Linked DNA regions of Homo sapiens: region 1 is linked to region 2. Evidence: read pairs that join two places in POLR2A ChIA-PET (ENCODE). Cell type or tissue: HCT116. All regions are shown on one strand.

What was found. Peaks named below come from ENCODE experiments on the same cell type or tissue, not always from the same donor. Only the 100,000 strongest peaks of a DNase experiment are listed, where the experiment ranks them.
Region 1: POLR2A ChIA-PET joins it to region 2 with 5 read pairs; 3 of 35 experiments call an interaction of 5 or more read pairs at or near these places.

What each region holds. Positions count from the first base shown.
Region 1 is chr10:118,985,046-118,989,045 of GRCh38, reverse strand. All of the region lies in intron 2 of LINC03036 (long intergenic non-protein coding RNA 3036), which reads left to right. Among named protein-coding and RNA genes, the nearest start is that of LINC03036, 43 kb to the left of the region's middle. In HCT116, no CTCF peak of the experiment used is centred here; no DNase peak of the experiment used is centred here.
Region 2 is chr10:118,838,584-118,842,583 of GRCh38, reverse strand. All of the region lies in intron 3 of LINC03036 (long intergenic non-protein coding RNA 3036), which reads left to right. Among named protein-coding and RNA genes, the nearest start is that of CACUL1, 86 kb to the right of the region's middle. In HCT116, no CTCF peak of the experiment used is centred here; a DNase peak (open chromatin) is centred at 2,303; H3K4me3 peaks cover 2,080 bases; H3K27ac peaks cover 1,501 bases.

The DNA of each region.
Region 1 (4,000 bases), 150 kb before region 2:
TTGTATCTTACTACTTTGCTGAATTCATTTATTAGTTCCAGCTTTTTTTTGGGTGAAATACTTAGGGTTTTCTACATATGAAAATCATATCATCTCTGAACGGAGATAATTTTGCTTCTTTTTTTTTTTCCAATTGGATGTTTTTATTTCTTTTTCTTGACGAATTTCTCTTGCTAGAATTTCCACTGCTATGTTGAAGTGGCAAAAGTGGGCATCCTTGCCTTCTTCCTGATCTTAGATAACAAGCTTTTAGTCTTTTACCATTGAGTATGACATTTGTTGTGGGTTTTTCATAAATGGGTTTTATTATATTGAGGTTTTTTTTTTTTTTTTTTTTTTTTAGACGGAGTCTCACTCTGTTGCCCAGGCTGGAGTGCAGTGTACTCTTGGCTCACTGCAGCTTGTGCCTCCCAGGCTCAAACAATTCTCTGACTTCAGCCTCCTAAGTAGCAGGGATTACAGGCATGTGTCACCATGCTTGGCTAATTTTGTATTTTTAGTAGATACGGGGTTTCACCATGTTGGCCAGGCTGGTCTCGAACCCCTGACCTCAGGTGATCCACCCACCTTGGCCTCCCAAAGTGCTGGGACTATAGGCATGAGCCACTGCCCCTGGCCAACTGAGGTATTTATTTATTTATTTTTTGCATTCCTACTTTGTTGAGGCTTTTTTTTTTTTTGTCATGAAAGGCTGTTGAATTTTGTCACATGCTATTTTTTCTGCATCAATTGAGATGATCATGTGGTTTTTTTCCCCTTCATCCTGTTAATGTTGTATGTCACATTGGTCAATTTTTGTATGTTGAACCATCCTTGTTTGAGGACTAAATCCTACTTGGTTATGGTGTATAAGGCTTTTAATAAGCTGCTGAATTTGGTTTGCTAGTATTTTTTGACAATGTTTGCATCCATGTTCATAAAGGACATTGGTCTGTAGTTTTGTTTTCTTGTAGTGTCTTTATCTAGCTTTGGTATCAGGGTAATGCTGGCCTCATACAATGAGTAAAGAAGTTTTCCTTCCTTTTCAATTTCTTGGAAAAGTTTGAGAAGGATTGTTGCCCTTCTGTAAATGTTTGATTGAATTTACCAGTGAAGCCATCAGGTCTACCAGGGCTTTTCTTTGTCAGGAGATTTTTTGATTACTGGTTCAATCTCCCTCTCCCTCTTTCTCCTCTCCCTCCTTCCCCCCTCCTTCCCTCCCTCCCTCCCTCCCTCCCTTCCTTCCTTACTTCTTTCCTTCCTTCCATAGTCTCACTGTGTAGCCTAGGCTGGAGTGCAGTGGTACAATTTCGGCTCATTGCAACCTCCTCTGCTTCCTGGGTTCAAAGCAATTCTCCCACTTCAGCCTCCCAAGTAGCTGGGACTACAGGCATGCAACACTACGCCTGGCTAATTTTTGTATTTTTTGGTAGAGACGGGGTTTTGCTATGTGGGCTGGGCTGGTCCTGAACTCCTGGCCTCATATAATCTCCCTGCCTGGGCCTCCCAAAGTGTTAGATTACAGGCATGAACTACTGTGCTCAGCCTAGATTTTCTATTTCTGAAAATAGAAATTTAGTATTGGTTTTTGTGTTTCTAGGAATTTGTCCATTTTCTCTAAATTATCTAATTTTGGGGTATACAATTGTTCATAGTACCTGCTTATAACCTTTTCATTTCTGTAAAATTTGTGGTAATGTTTTCACTTTCGTTTCTGATTTTAGTAATTTGAGTCTTCTTCTGTTTTTTTCTTAGTCCATCTATCTAAAGGCTTGTCAATTTTGTTGATCTTTCCAAAGAGCCAAATTTTGGTTTTATTGATTTTTGTTACTTAAGGATGGACTTCTGTCATTTTTATATTAGTTTTTGATATGCCTTATAGCTTTTTTAATCTCTCATTTCCTGTATGATAGCTTTATTTTGTGGTTAATTTTTTGTAGTGGAATGTTTAAATTCCTTTCTCATTTCTTTTTGTGCATTTTTTTTTTTTGAGACAGGGACTCACTCTGTTGCTCAGGCTGGAGGGCAGTGGCATAATGGCTCACTGCAGCCTTGACCTCCTGGGCTCAAGCAATCCTCCCACGTCAGCCTCCCAAGTGGCTGGGACCACAGGTGCGTGTTACCATGCCCAGCTAATTTTTGTACTTTTTTTTTTTAATAGAGACGGGGTTTAGGTATGTTGCCCAGGCTGATCTCAAACTCCTGGGCTCTAGCAATCCTCCTGCCTCAGCCTCCCAAAGTGCTGGGATTACAGGTGTGAGCCACCACACCTGGCCTTGTGCATACTCTATAGCTATTTTCTTAGTAGTTACGATGGGATTTGGTTACATTTAACATCCTAAAATTATAACACCCTAATTTGAATTTATACCTTATTAACTTCAATAACACACAAAAACTCTGTTCCTTTACAGTTCTAGCCCCACTCCTTTCAGTTGCTGATGTCACAGAACTACATCTTTACATATTGTGTGTCTAAAAATATAAGCCAATGGCTGTTTTAAATTCATCAGTTTCTTAAATTATGTAGATAATAAAATGTATGGCTACCAATCGAAGTTATAATAATACTAGCTTTTAGACTAATTTTTAAAAATGCAGTAGTCTCTGAAATCATGTAAAAAACAGATAAAGTTACATATAATTGTTACAACAATATATCTTTTATAATTGCACATATATTTACCTTTATTGAGACCTTTATTTCTTCACATGGCTTCAAGTTACTGTCTAATGTCTTTTCATTTCACCCTGCAGGATTCCCTTGAGCATTTCTTGCAGGGTAGGCCTAGTGATAACAACACCACTAGTGGATGCTGTCTTAATTTTTGTTTATCTGAGAATGTCTTAATTTCTCTTCACTTAACATTTTTTTCACTTTAAATTACACTTATTTCTTTTATTTTGAGTTAACACATAATTATACATATTTATGGAATAGAGAGTGATATTTTGATATATGTGTATGATGTGGAATGATCAAATAAGGGTAATTAGCACATCCATTACCTCAAACATTTATGATTTCTTTGTGTTGTGAACATTCAAAATCCTCTCTTGTATATAACAAATTATAGTTAACCATTTTCACCCTACAGTGCTGCAGAAGATCAGAACTCATTCCTTCTATCTAACTGTAATTTTGTATCCATTGACTAAAGTCTCCATATCCTTCCCTCCTCCTCCCCTTCCTAGCCTCTAATACCCACAATTACTCTATTCATCCTTTCTCCTTAACTTTTGAAGGACAATTTTGATGAATATAGAATTCTTGGTTGACAGTTCTTTTTCTTTTAGCACCTTGAATATATTGGCCCACTGCCTTCTGGCCTCCAAAGTTTCAGATGAGAAATATGCTGATAATCTTATTGAGAAGATCCCGTATGTGACCAGCCACTTATCTCTTCCGAAATTCTTTCTTCTTCTTCTTTTCTTTTTTTTTTTTTTTTGAGACAGGGTCTTATTTGGTTGCCCAGGCTGGAGTGCAGTGGCATGATCTCAGCTCACTGCAGCCTTGACCTCCTGAGCTCAAGCAATCCTCCCACCTCAGCCTTCCAAGTTGCTGGGACTACAGGTGCACACCACCACAGCCAGCTAATTTTTGTATTTTTTGTAGTGACGGGCTATTGCTGTTTTGCCCAGCCTGGTTTTGAACTCCTGAGTTCAAGCGATCTGCCTACCTTGGCCTCCCAAAATGCTGGGATTACAGGCATGTTCCACCATGCCCAGCTGAAAGTTTGATTGTAATGTGTCTCAGTGTGGGTCTCTTTGAGTTCATCTTACTTGGAGTTTATTGAGCTTCTTGGATGTTTATATTCATGTCTTCATAAAATTTGGGAAGTTTTCAGCCACTATTTCTTCAAATATTCTTTCTTCCTCTTTTTCCATCTCTTCTTCTGAGACTCCTACAATGTATATGTTGGTCCATTGTGTCCCAAAGGTCCCTTGGGCTCTGTTCACTTTTCTTTAATTTTTTTCTTTCTGTTCCTAGACTCCATAATTTCCTTTGTCCTGTCTTCAT
Region 2 (4,000 bases):
TCTTGGCCCTGACTTTGCTCTGAGATTGGAGCAGGCACTGACAGCAGGGAGAAGCCAGGCAGCAGGAGCAGGCGCTTGCAAGCCGGTGAGGGTGGCAGCGGCAGGGGGTCGGGGGGTACTTGGGCCTTCCTGGGCCCCCAAGAGAGCAGGGATGCCTGGTTCCACAGCCATGGTTTGGGCGGCTGCAGCTGCACCCGGGGGCGCTGGGCTCCTGCCTGATCCATGGAGCACGAGGCCCAGGTCTGCAGCTGCAGTTTCGGTGGCTGCAGCTATGCCTGGGAGGCTGGGGCTCCTGCCTGCTCCGTGGAGTGGGAGGCCCAGGTTTACAGCCAAGATTTGGGTGGCTGCAACTGTGTCCCTGGGAGGGTGGGGCTCCCACCTGCTCCTGGGCCCCAAGAACCTGGGTCAGCAGCCGTGGCTTGGGCGGCTGCAGCAACACCCAGGGAGCTCCCACCCCAACTTGGAAGGGGCTGGGCTCTCACTTGTCCTCGGCTCCTGCTGGCTCCACGAAGCATGCAGCCTTGGCTGTGCCTCCTTGCGTGGCCAGCGTGATGGCAGTGGCTGCTCCAGATGGCCTGCCGCTGCCATCACTGATACATGAGTGGATTAATGCAGGCATTGACACATTGTGGCCTGTGGGCCAAATCTAGACCTGTTTTGGTATAGCCTGTGAGCTAAGAATTTTAAAATATATTTTTAAATGGTGGGAGAAAAAAATAAAAAAAGTATTTTGTGCCATGTAAAACATATGAACTTCTACCTCTGTGTCTATAGAGTTTTATTGGAACACAACCATTCATTTATATAATGTCCAAGATTGCTTTTGTGCTGCGACGGCAGAGTTAAGAGGCTGCAATTGAGGTCTGTGTGCATGGCAGAGGCTAAAAGATTTGCTGTCTGGCCCTTTACAGAAAGAGTTTGCCAACCTGTGAATTAGGGTCATTTAGAAGTGTGGGTTTGAGACAACTGGGGCTCTGGATAGAATTAAGGCTGAGCGAAATGAGCCACGAACTAGCAGGTCTCAGCTAGGGCCAATTTCCTAATCTGTGAAATGGATGGATTAATATCACTCATCTCATAAGGCGGCTGCCTCCTAAAATCTGCTGACAGAAGGTTCATAAACGGTATGGATTTCAAGGCACTCGCACAGCTGGGAAGAGCCACAGATACTGGCTGGAGAATGGTTTCAGACCTGAGTCCTTGTCAGACCCACTTGCTGAGCTTTGAAGAACAGGAAGCCCTGGGCCGCGATTCCTTGGACATATCACTCTCTCCAGGTCTGGGGTGGGGCTGGGCATCTGTCCTGTCCACAAGCTGCCCAGTGATTCACACATTCAGGCCGGTGGGAAGCTGTGATTTGGCCCATGTGCCTCAAGGCATGGATGAGGAGACACAGGGGTTGATTACTCCTCTAGGCTCTGTCCTCCATGGTTCCTCCACCAGCACCCTTTCTTCCCGAGACCTCATGGCCCCACGTTTCTTCTCCTGTCCCCTCAGTGAGCTCAGTTTGTCCTGTGGCATGGCAGTTTGAGAACACCATTCTTTGGCCCTTGAGGCTGGGAGCTTTCTATGGCCGGGTGTGGGGGCGCACTTCGGTCTCCCCACCAAGGCCCTGGGGTGAGCCCACACTTGGTTCCACAGACAGCCCAGAGTGGGCAGCTGAGCCGCAGGGGTCAGGACAGCTGATGGGGTCAGGGGCACAGCTTTGACTCTCACTTGGCTCCTTCTCAACTGGGGTCACTCAGGTGAACCACTTAACAGTCCCCCACCCAACACACACCAGCCAAAATTTCCTCATCCATAATATATGGCTCCTACACCTGACTGGTTCTCTTCATCCTATGTGGCTGTTGTGGGGCCCAGAGAGACGACAGTCACAAAAGCACTCTGTCACTGGAGAACGCTGTGCAGGTGGAGCCGGGGCCCTTCAATATTCAAGAAATGAGTTCAAACTGGCCCGGAACCAAGGCAATGTGCACTCAGCCCACCCTCTGGCCATGTAGCCTTACCCTTCCCAAGCTACCCACCAAGGCTGTTGACCTTCCTCTCAATAAAGAGACATGGACATGGGCCTCGGTTGACCAACACTGAAAGTCCTGTGCCCTGGGAAACCTTTGCAGTGAATTCTTATAATTTTATGTTGCCTCAGCATCCATCTTGGATACACATTTAACTTTCTCCTACCAGAAGCAGGGCTCAGTTACTCTTGAGACTCTTGAGACAGTTTCCAGCTCCACACCCAAATGACTCAAGCCGCGGCTCCAGGTGAGAACTTAGAGGCCTCTCTCCCGCCCACCAGATGGGCTCCCCCGCCCCCGCCTTCCTGCTGCTTCCTTTAAACGGGCCATTCAGACAGCTGCCCATGAACTTAAGGTGACTCACTTCCTATTCCCTTATATACTACTCTTTGCCTCTCTGTCTCTCTCTGTCTCTGTATCTCTCTGTCTCTTTCCCTCTGCTTGACTCTTTGTTCCTGCATTCCATGACCCACGGACAGTGGACTGCCCTCCTTACCCATGGTGCCTTCCCTGCCCCGGATCTGTAAGTAAAAATATTTGAACTGACTTCCTGTCATGGTCGTGTATCGAACTTGCGCCTTCCATCTGAAGAACTGGGGGCTACCCCACTGGGTTTTCCCTGGGACATGGGAGTGGTGAGAAACACAAGGTTGGGCTTCCAGGAGGGCCAGAGTGACGGTCAGGTAGACACAAACTGGACACAGGTCAGACAAGACACAAGATCGTCTACCAGCATAAACACATTTCCTATGCCAGGCACCCTCCATTTGAAGGTTGGATAACCAGACATTAGGCCATCCGACAAGTAGAAGGATCGTGTGAAAGGCGTCCTGTAAACAACATGTTCACCTCCTCTTCATTTCTCATTAGGGCAGGGTTGCCAGCTGTGCTGGTACTGGAACCCCAATTTAGCTGAAGGCTCTCAGAACACCCCTCAATCCTGGGCAGATGGGATGGTTGGTCACCCCAGCTGGGCCTGACCCAGGGACTGAGCCTCTGCTCGCTGGCACAGGGTGGATCAGCTGGTTGTGATGGACAGGCAGGAGGCATGGCAAATTAGGGAAGTGACCTGTAAAGACTCCTTTCCTCCTGGCCATGACCTCTGCCCCACCCCCAGAGCCCCTCTTCTCCCAGGTCCCCCCTGAGTCCACACGGAACCTAATCTAAGCCTGCATTTGGAAATGGTCCAGTTTTCTCTCTCCCCTGCCCTCCTAAGTCTGAGTCACCATCACTTCTCACCTGGAGGGACTTCCAAACTCGTCCACCCATTTCCACTCTGTCCTTGTCCAATCTACTCTCCACACTGTCTACACAATCAACAAACCAATTGCCTCAAAATGCCAGTGTAATTATGTAGTCTATGCTTAAGGATTTTAGTGGCTAACCCGGTCCTCTTAGGATACAGACCTACCTCCTCACCTGGTGGGAGGGCCTGGCCCCATCCCTTCCTCCTCCCCAGGCTTCGTGCTATCCACCCCTACCCCTTGCTCACCCTGCTGATCTCCTTCCAGCTTTGGGGGCTGTTATGCACTGAACGTTTGTCCCCCTCAGATTCATACATTGAGACTCAATCCCCAATGTGATGGTATTTGGAGAAGGAGCCTTTGGGTGGTAATCAGGTGATGAGGGTAGATAGATCCCTTATGGGTGGGATTAGTATTAGTGGCTTTATAAGAAAAAACCAGAGAGCTAGCTCACCCTCTTTTCACCGTGGGAGAATGAAAAGTTGGAATTCTATAACCAAGAAGAGGGCGCTCACCAAAACCCAACTATGCTGGCATCCTGATCTCCAACTTCCAGCTTCCAGAACTGTGAGAAATAAATTTGTTGTTTATAAGCTTCCGAGTCTATGGTAATTTGTTATAGCAGCCTGAGTTGACTAAGAAAGGGACCTTCACACACATAACTCTGGTGCTTGGTCAGCTCTTCCTGCAAGGTTCGCCTGGTCAATTCCGTTCCTCTTTCAAGCCTCAGCATCAATA